2 separate regions of the Homo sapiens genome follow, and region 1 is linked to region 2. A link is a contact called in ENCODE Hi-C or POLR2A ChIA-PET data. All regions are on one chromosome and are shown on one strand. The core of a region is the stretch at or near the end of the contact, and the rest is flanking DNA. Distances in the headings are between cores, read along the strand shown. Region 1 holds the start of SMARCE1 (SWI/SNF related BAF chromatin remodeling complex subunit E1). Region 2 holds the start of GGNBP2 (gametogenetin binding protein 2).

The links. A loop is a pair of places that touch in the nucleus more often than their neighbours do. ChIA-PET counts read pairs that join two places held with the same protein, here RNA polymerase II (POLR2A). Pooled maps may share reads with other maps.
Region 1: a pooled map shows a loop between it and region 2 (3-fold over the local background). The contact joins the promoter of SMARCE1 here to the promoter of GGNBP2 in region 2. A Hi-C loop is called at or near these places in 2 of 50 pooled maps. POLR2A ChIA-PET finds 5 or more read pairs at or near these places in 2 of 52 experiments (Caco-2 and OCI-LY7).

Annotation. Positions count from the first base shown.
Region 1 is chr17:40,645,827-40,650,135 of GRCh38, forward strand. It overlaps SMARCE1 (SWI/SNF related BAF chromatin remodeling complex subunit E1), which reads right to left and starts at 1,992. Exons shown (of 11, transcript NM_003079.5): 1 at 1,947-1,992; 2 at 1-21. RefSeq lists a silencer at 2,231-2,525.
Region 2 is chr17:36,542,428-36,546,920 of GRCh38, forward strand. It overlaps GGNBP2 (gametogenetin binding protein 2), which reads left to right and starts at 2,492. Exons shown (of 14, transcript NM_024835.5): 1 at 2,492-2,670; 2 at 3,192-3,390. The coding sequence starts at 3,298. It also overlaps a transcript of MYO19 not described here.

The DNA of each region.
Region 1 (4,309 bases), core at 742-3,241, 4.1 Mb after region 2:
CTTAAGAATGAATCTGAGACACTAAAATAAAAAAAAAAGGAAAAAAAAAAGAGAATCAAAACTCAGCAAGCATACGAGAATGTTTTCCTAATGAATAGGGTAATTTAATTGGTATTTCTGAGTAAAATTACTTCACCTTAATTCCTAGTAATTAAGCCTTTTGTGTATTTTAACTAGTTCTTATAGGTCATTTGGTTGATTAGAATTAAATGACTAAAATAAAGTACTGGGGATATTTAGAAATGTACTTTCAGGTTTTTTCTTGTGATACTAAGCTACCTCTTGTATGGAAAACATTTTGCTGACGCCATGTAAACATTTCATCAGACTGATACAAGGATGAGAATAGAAAGTGATGTATTATCAGGGTCCAACGCAACAAGGCCTACCAGATACTGACAGCTCCCTGATCAGCAACTGTATCATGCTTTTGGGATAACAATTTTTATTAAAATTAGGCAGCATTTTATTCCTGGAAGCAGTGCAAAAGGTAATTGGTATGACAATGAACTTCACATTCTCTTATAATGGTAAATAGCTTCATAAATGCTGGGAATAAATTTTGAGAGTCTACCTGAAAAACTTTTATTCATCATTCACAGCCCATTTCAAAATTTTTCTCCTCAAGGGAACTTTCTTGATACATTACCTGGGCAGAATTAACTGCTCCCCCATCTGTATTCCTATACAGTTTACACAGATCTATATTATTATAACTTTTTTTTAACTTATCAATATGGCTAGATTGTATGCTACTTGGAAAGAGGGACCATGTCAGGACCTAGCTCAATTCTTAGGAAATTTTTTCCTAGTATTACCAGCTCACAACATAACCAGGCACATGTGAGCTTGTTCTTTACATCAACATACATCACAAATAGTGAGGTACAAAAAGACAAAAATTCATCTTTGGAAAGAAGGCAAATAAACTTCTATGACTATTGGAGGTATTTGCAACCAAACATGTGGAATAGATCTGATTTTTCGCTTCTATTATTAATTTTAAGGAAATTCCCTGGAGCATAAGGAATGAGTCCTGGTGTGGAAAGAAACAGCTCATTTTCTCAATGGTCCAACCTGAGTCTTTCCCTCTTAAAGAACAGCCAGAAACCTTTGACTCTGGTGTAGATTTCCTTTCTGCTCACATTAAGGGAGCTGTCAACATCCAGCAGGCCTCGCTGCAGGGGACCCTGACAACTAACATAAGCTCCCTGTACGTTATACTTCATTGTTAATACTTTAAAATTATTGCTCTCTTTTGCTAGAATACAAAATTTAAGAGTGGGCTTGTACATTTGTCCACCGTTGGATCCATCTTTGGTGCCTGGCATAAAAATAAATACCCGATAAATATTTGTTCAAGAAATACTTTATACGGGGTACGCTTATGACACTATTTCGCTTAACACTCACAAGTACTTTATATGTACAGCTATCCCCATTTTACAGATGAAACAAGGGAGTCTCGGAAAGTTTAAACAACTTGTCTGAAGCCATATGCAGCCAGGAAGTGCCAAAGTTGGGTTTCAAACCCAGGCCAAACTATTTCAGAGCTCTGCTCGTCCTCAAGTCGCTGCCTGAACCAATGGGGGAACCTTCTGCCCGGGTGGGGGGTGAACCACGGACCTGCCTTGCCCACGGCTTCCTGAGGTCGCTCTCTTTGTCTTGGAGAATGTACTTTACTAGCAACTCCCCTAAAACGGGGTATTCACAGGTGCTTTGACCAATTTCGGGGGACTGGCCTTGCCTCCAAGGAGGGGGCCCCAGATGGGACTCCCTCCCAACCCTCGCTCTGCTAGGCCTCAAGGAGGCCTCAACCGGCTCCTGGCTCTGGCCCCACGGCCAAGGCTGAACCCCAGCAACCCCCGGGAACTCGGGGTCTAGCCAAGCGGGGACACCACGACTTGCACCCACCGACCCGGTCCGTCCCACTTGGAAACACTCACCCGCGGGCAGAAAAAGCGCCCGCAGCTCCGGCTTCGCTTCCCTTTGTCCCGCGCTCGCCCCGCCCCTCGCGTCCGGAGCTTCCGCACTCGCACTTTCCACACTCTTCTTAATTTTTTTTTTTTTCCGGGCCCCACCCGACCCTCTTTAGAAAAACTAACCTTCTAGTGAAGATGCGGTGATGCTTAGCACACTCAGGGATTTTTTTCAGGACCCATTGGATCCTCAAAACTCCCCGAATTTTGATACTTTCCCAGCCGGGCGCTGATTCGTCACGGCGAAGAGGGCCGAGGAGGCCCGACCTAACACAGAATAGGCCTGGGTTTAGCGGCTGTGAGGAGCCGGAGCCGCCGCAGCGACCGAGGAAGTGGCGGGAGGTGCCGAGCCTTGCGGAGGGGCGGTGGGGGCCGCGGTGGGAGACGGCGGATGGCGCTCAGCGCGAGGCCGCGGAACCACTGTGGCAGCAAGCAGTTCGGCCAGACTCCCGCTGAGCCCGCTCCTGGAGGGGCCCTCCCCGACTCCGGTCTTGCTTTCCTTTAGGCTGTGGGTCAGAGTCTACACTTCACTAAACCTGGGATGGAGGCGTGGAGGACTTGCTTCGCGGCGTTTGCGTCCTCGCAGGCGCCTCGCAGGGCTTCCTGCCCTCACGGCGGGGGAGTAGCTTTGGCGAAAATCAGCACGAGTTCTGCAGTTTTTCCAAGCGCTTTTAGGGTGTAATCGTCCCAGGTTTCTAAGCCAAGGCCCGGAGAGTTGACCCCCTCGCAACAGCTTGTGTGTCCTTGCAGCGCCGCGGGTGCCACCTGGTCTCCGCCTCAGCGCTGCCTCGGCTCCTTCGGTTCCCACCAGCGGGAACGACCGTCCCCACTTTCAGCTTAAACTCATCTGTCCTTCTGGATCCAGCTCAGAGGTCTCTTTGTGATGCCCTCCTGGAACTTCCCCCCTAGTAATCCTTCCTTTGTATTCCCGTGGCTCTTTGATAATAATGGTTGGAGTCCTGAACCCGACCCTTTGTATCGGACCGTGTTTGTCATCTCCAGTGCTTTATGAAGGCCTTGAAAGCAAGGTTCAGCCGTCTGTATTGGTCATCTTCCCATTGCCAGTGCCTACGAAGGGCTTGACCCATTCATTGTTAGACGCTCAGTAAGTGTGTATTGAGGCAGCCCTCTGTGCCACTCCAGGGCTCTTTCCACTAAATCATGAGTATGTTGGTTTACCAGATGGAATGAGTAGCCTCTTCTTTGGATACATAAACACCCGATGGATATTGTGGGTCACTGTGGAGGGAGAATGAACGTATGGGATCCCTGACCTGTGGTTACTGGAAAACAGTTGACATTTAGAGAGAGGCTGAATTCTTGGGCTTCCCGTAGCCCCCATCCTGAGTGTGCCAACAGGGACTAGAAGCATCTCTAGTCTGCAAAGCGAGGAACAAGTGATACTCTGTCCAATTTTTCCAATATTGTTATACTCATGAATAGAGATTAATGAAATTGAAGAGCATATTCAAGAGAAAGACTAAAGGAGAAGTCGTCTGCCCCGTGGACAGGCAGCTTGAGTGGTGCTTGAGAAAATGTACATGAAATTGCTTGTTAAAAAATATTCACGCCTGTAATCCCAGCTCTTTTGGGAGGCCGAGGCGGGCAGATTACTAGGTCAGGAGATCGAGACCATCCTGGCTAACACGGTGAAACCCCGTCCCTACTAAAAATACAAAAACAAAATTAGCCGGGCGTGGCGGCGGGCGCCTGTGGTCCCAGCTATTGGGGAGGCTGAGGCAGGAGAATGGCGTGAACCCGGGAGGCGGAGCTTGCAGTGAACGGAGATGGCGCCACTGCACTCCAGCCTGGGCGAGAGAGCGAGACTCTGTCTCAAAAAAAAAAAAATTATATATATATATATGTATATATCCATCAGAGACATGTAAAGGATTAAAGTACGATACACAAAGGCCTCAGAAGGGATTTCAGTACATTCTTTTTCTGGCTTCGTCCAGCAACTCCAGCCTGGTTTCTTCCCTGCCTTTGGGATTATGGTGGGAGGATTGGGCGAGTGCAGTGCTGGGGAGGCGCTGTGTGTTGTCTCTAGGCAGTCCTCTGAAGAAAAACTGCAGGTTTTGGATGTTAAGAATAAAGCACCCTATAGTAGGAAAGGGGTGGCCCAAAAACGGCAAAAAGGGAAAGGAGGGGACCTAAGTGGAGCAGTGACATTGTCTGATACACTTTCTCACTGGGTTTCTGCTCAGATGTCACCTTCTTAGTAGGTGTTTCCTGACCTTTTTAAAATTGCATCTCATTCCCCAACCCCCGGTGTCTGTTCATGGCCTGTGCTTTACTTTTTCTGTAGCACTTGTCGCTACCTAACATAC
Region 2 (4,493 bases), core at 1,242-3,741:
GTTGGCTCACGCCTGTAATCCCAGCACTTTGGGAGGCCGAGGCGGGCGGATCAAGAGGTCAGGAGATCAAGACCATCCTGGCTGACACGATGAAACCCCGTCTCTAATAAAAACACAAAAAATTAGCTGGGCGTGGTGGCAGGCGCCTGTAGTCCCAGCTACTCGGGAGGCTGAGGCAGGAGAATGGCATGAACCCGGGAGGCGGAGCTTGCAGTGAGCCGAGATAGCGCCACTGCACTCCAGCCTGGGCGACAGAGTGAGACTCCGTCTCAAAAAAAAAAAAAAGGTTTAAAGTGGGTACATTAATTGATGTACCACTGTAGGAGCACCTCTAGATACTGAAGGCCACAGTATCTTGGCTCACTGCAACTTCCGCCTTCCCGGTTCAAGCGATTCTTCTGCCTCAGCCTCCGGAGTAGCTGGAATTAAAAGTGCTCGCCACCACGCCCAGCTGATTTTTGTATTTTTAGTAGAGACAGGTTTTCTCCATGTTGCCCAGGCTCGTCTCGAACTCCTGACCTCAAGTGACCCGCCCGCCTTGGCCTCCCAAAGTCTTGGGATTACAGGTGTTAGCCGCCGCCCCCGTCCTGGTTTTTGTTTTGTTTTTTACATAAAACGCAAGATTCTCTAAAAATGTCCAAATTTTGGCTATGTATATGAACATCATACATACGTATTAGATTCAAGCTAATACTCACTCTTCTACTCTGCTAACATGGCCAGAAGACATAAAAAAAATTTTTTTTTGAGACGTAGTTTCACTCGTCGCCCAGGCCGGAGCACAATGGCGCGATCTCGGATCATTGCAACCTCTGCCTCCCGGGTTCAAGCGATTCTCTTGCCTCAGCCTCCCGAGTAGCTGGGATAACAGGCGTGCGCCACCACGCTCGGCTAATTTTGTATTTTTAGTAGAGACTGGGTTTCACCATGTTGGTCAGGCCAGTCTCGAACTCCTGACCTCAAGTAATCCACCCACCTCGCCTCCTAAAGTGCTGGGATTACCGGCGTGAGCCATGACCCCGGCCCAGAAGACATAAATATTTGCCGGGTAATGACACCTTCGGGAATGAACAATGGTTCTTCGTTTATTATGTCACCGACCCTAACAATGACCACACAATGTACTAAGTCAACATGGCTAAGGGTGCACTATGGGTTATTTGTTGTGAATCTCTAAGACTCCATGTGATAACCAAAATACTTTATTTTGTTTTGAGATGGAGTTTCGCTCTTGTTGCCCAGGCTGCAGTGCAATGGCGCGATCTGGGCTCACTGCAACCTCCGCCTCCCGGGTTCAAGTGATTGTCCCGTCTCAGCCTCCCTAGTAGCTGGGATTACAGGTACATGCCACCACGCCCGGCTAATTTTTGTATTTTTAGTAGAGACGGGGGTTTCATCATATTGGTCAGGCTGGTCTCAAACTCCTGACCCTCAGGTGATCCACCCACCTCGGCCTCCCAAAGTGCTGGGATTACAGGCGTGAGCCACCATGCCCGACCCAAAATACTTTTTTTAAAGGTATCACAGCTCCAGGAAATAGAGCAGTAAATTGATCTGTCCTTCAGATCACCAGGACTTTCATAGGCTAAATATCTTCACAACAGACCTCCAAAACCTTCAAGGTCAGAACTGAACACACGGTGGCGAGAGGAACTGTCTTCACAGCAGCTCTGCTTCCTCGGAGACGGCCAGAGGGAAAGGCCGTTGGCCAGTGCCAGTACTTCGCCCAAGGGAGTACCTGCTCACATTAACCCAGCCCAAGAAGTTCCTTTGGCCAAGACGCACACACACACACCACTGTCCGGTTTTCTATTTCCTTCCAGTGTAACGACAACCACAAGCTATCAGCACTTCACTATTTGCTGTCCCCTCAGCGGGATCGGGATGCAGCTACGCAGCGGGCCCCTGGCGAGCCGCGGTGTCAGGGCCCTTTTCTCCTCTTCCCACCGTGGGAAGCGAATTCAGTGGCGTCAAGGGCCAAGAGCCAGACCTGAGTTTGTCTCTCACCCCCCGATGCTCGTCTCCCTTTTCTCACTGCCTTCCGCCCCCTCTGATCTCGACTTCTCGCAACCTATCCAGGTCCTCTCTGGGCCTCTGCCCTGAGTCAGCCCCGAATCAGACGGGCTTGACTCGCTGAAAGAATTCCCCTTTGAGAGGAGGCAGATTCCCCTCTACATAGACGACACCCTGACGTCGAGGGGCTTGCCCCTCGTCCGTGGGGAAGCCTTCCCGGCCCGCGGCTGGGGCCTGAGGTTGGGCCGATCACCCCTCCTACCAGTCCTAGTTCGGGTCTAGCGGAATGGCTGGGCTCCGAGAAGGGCGCCGGGCCCACGGGCGGGACGGCCAGGGCGGCCCCGCACCCTCTGGGCGCAAATTTCTCCAGCGGGGTCCCCAGCGCGGCCAGCCCCAGTCTCGCGAGAGGACGTGGGTCCCGCCCGGCGCCCGACCCCGCCCGGCCCCACCTTCCCCTCGTCCCCCGCCCTCCTTCTTCCACTCCCCGCGGCGCGAGCGGCTGACTGCCCGTAGAGGAAACGACATTCGGAGCTGCGCTCCCGCCCACGCCGGCCCTGACGCGGGCCTCGTCAGCCAGTAACAGGGAGCAGAGGTGGGAGTTAGCGAGGCGACCACGAAAACGGTGAAGGTCGGAACCGACAGCCTCCTCCGAGAAGGGTGAGGAAAGGGTCTGAGCCTCCCCGTTCCCTGGACTCCGCAGAGCCGCTGCGGGGTCGATCCCTCCCAGGGGCGGGGTCGCGCTGGGCAACTGCAGTCCTGGGGCCGACTGGGCGGGGTGCGCCCAGAAGCGGGGAGAAGGGGTCAGTTGGGGGCAGAGGGCACCCGGGCGGCGGGCGGCGGGGAACAGGCTGCGGGGCCCAGGCCAGGGGTGGGGTCCTGGGGCCGGGACTCCTGCAGCGGGCGGGGAAGCCCCCGGCAGGCCGGTCCCTTCCGCCTCTCCTTTGGACCCTGACTGGAGGCCGGCGGGCGGGCGGGCGGGCGGGAGAGAGGGAGGGAGCGCGGCGCGAGGGGGGCGGGTCCCGGCGGCGCTGGGCGCTGATTGGCTGAGCGTGTGTGGAATCGGGTGATGGGAAACGCAGCCCGGCTCTCCCGTACCCTCCCGCTCCGCTCCCTGCCCCCCGTGGCGAATGTGCTGCGCAGCGGCGGGTGCTTACGCTCGCGGGGTTTGGCTGTTGCAGGCAGGAGCTGGGAGGAGGCGGCAGCGGCGGCGGCAGAAACAGCAGCGGCGGCGGCGGCGGCAGCTGGGAGGAGGTGGTGACGGTGGCAACGGCAGCGTCGGGGACGATGGCGCGACTCGTGGCAGTGTGCAGGGACGGGGAGGAGGAGTTCCCCTTCGAGAGGAGGCAGATTCCCCTCTACATAGACGACACCCTGACGGTGAGCGGGCCGGGCCGGGCTGGGCCCGCCGCTCCCCTGGCAGCTGTTTCCCCTCCTCCCCCTCCCCCAGGCCGAGCGCTGCGCACTGGAGAAAGAGTGTGTTGCAACTCCTAGGCGAGGCCTTCTCTTCAGCAGGCCCCACAAACTCGCCTTTGCAGTGGGTGGCTCGGTAACCTCTGTCGGCCCCAAGCCCAGAGCTCCGTACGCACTCCCTCTCTCCAGATTTTCCTTCTTTTGGAACCTTATTCCTTGACCCTTTCCCTTTAGGAGACGCTGCTTTTGTCAAAGCACACATCTCAGAGAGGGGTTGAAGGATCTTGGGCGTTTAGGGCCTACCCCATACAGAAACCACCTACCCTCGGGGAGGCTTAATTACCTGGTAATGTCGCAGCTGCACTGCTACCTGTGTATTTTCTGTTTTAATACTGGTAGCTCTCACCACATAAGCTTAATTACTGGGGGCAGAGTGACATGCTCGTGCACAGTCAAGATTCCACTAAAATGGTTTGATTTCGTTGTAAATAGTCTCGTATTGCCTAATGCATTAAAACTCTTGAAATGATTGTATTGCTAGGCCCTTTCTTCAAAACGGGCTTTCTTCGCATTATTTAGTTTACAGGTGGACTTTTTTTTTTTTAAAGGAAGCCAAATTATTGAATGTGTAAGAGTACTATAAAAAGCTGATTGCTCATCTTGAGTGTCAAGACCCAGTTCCGGGTACTTTATTCTTTAGATTTGGTAGTGTAGCATTATCGACCCTCTGCCCTATGTTGCTGTACTGTTTCCTTTAAAAGGAAATGGCTGAAATTTGAATTGAATCTGAACAGGAAATGAGTGCAGTTGCTTGCCACTTAAGAAATGAAATTAACCTTTTCCGAATATCTTTTGAAATCTGCGTTTTGATGATGCTGAAGCTTTGGATTATACATTTGCTTATTTCGATAAGGTGCACCTAAGTCTCTTCATCTCATCAGTATTCTTTTGCTATCAAAGGCAGTTGATCAGTTTTGTTCCTCAATATTTTTTTTTGCAAATATCTACCGAAGTTTTTTCAAATTTTATGTAAAATGCAAGTCATTGTAGAGATGCCAGTCTATGCCTTT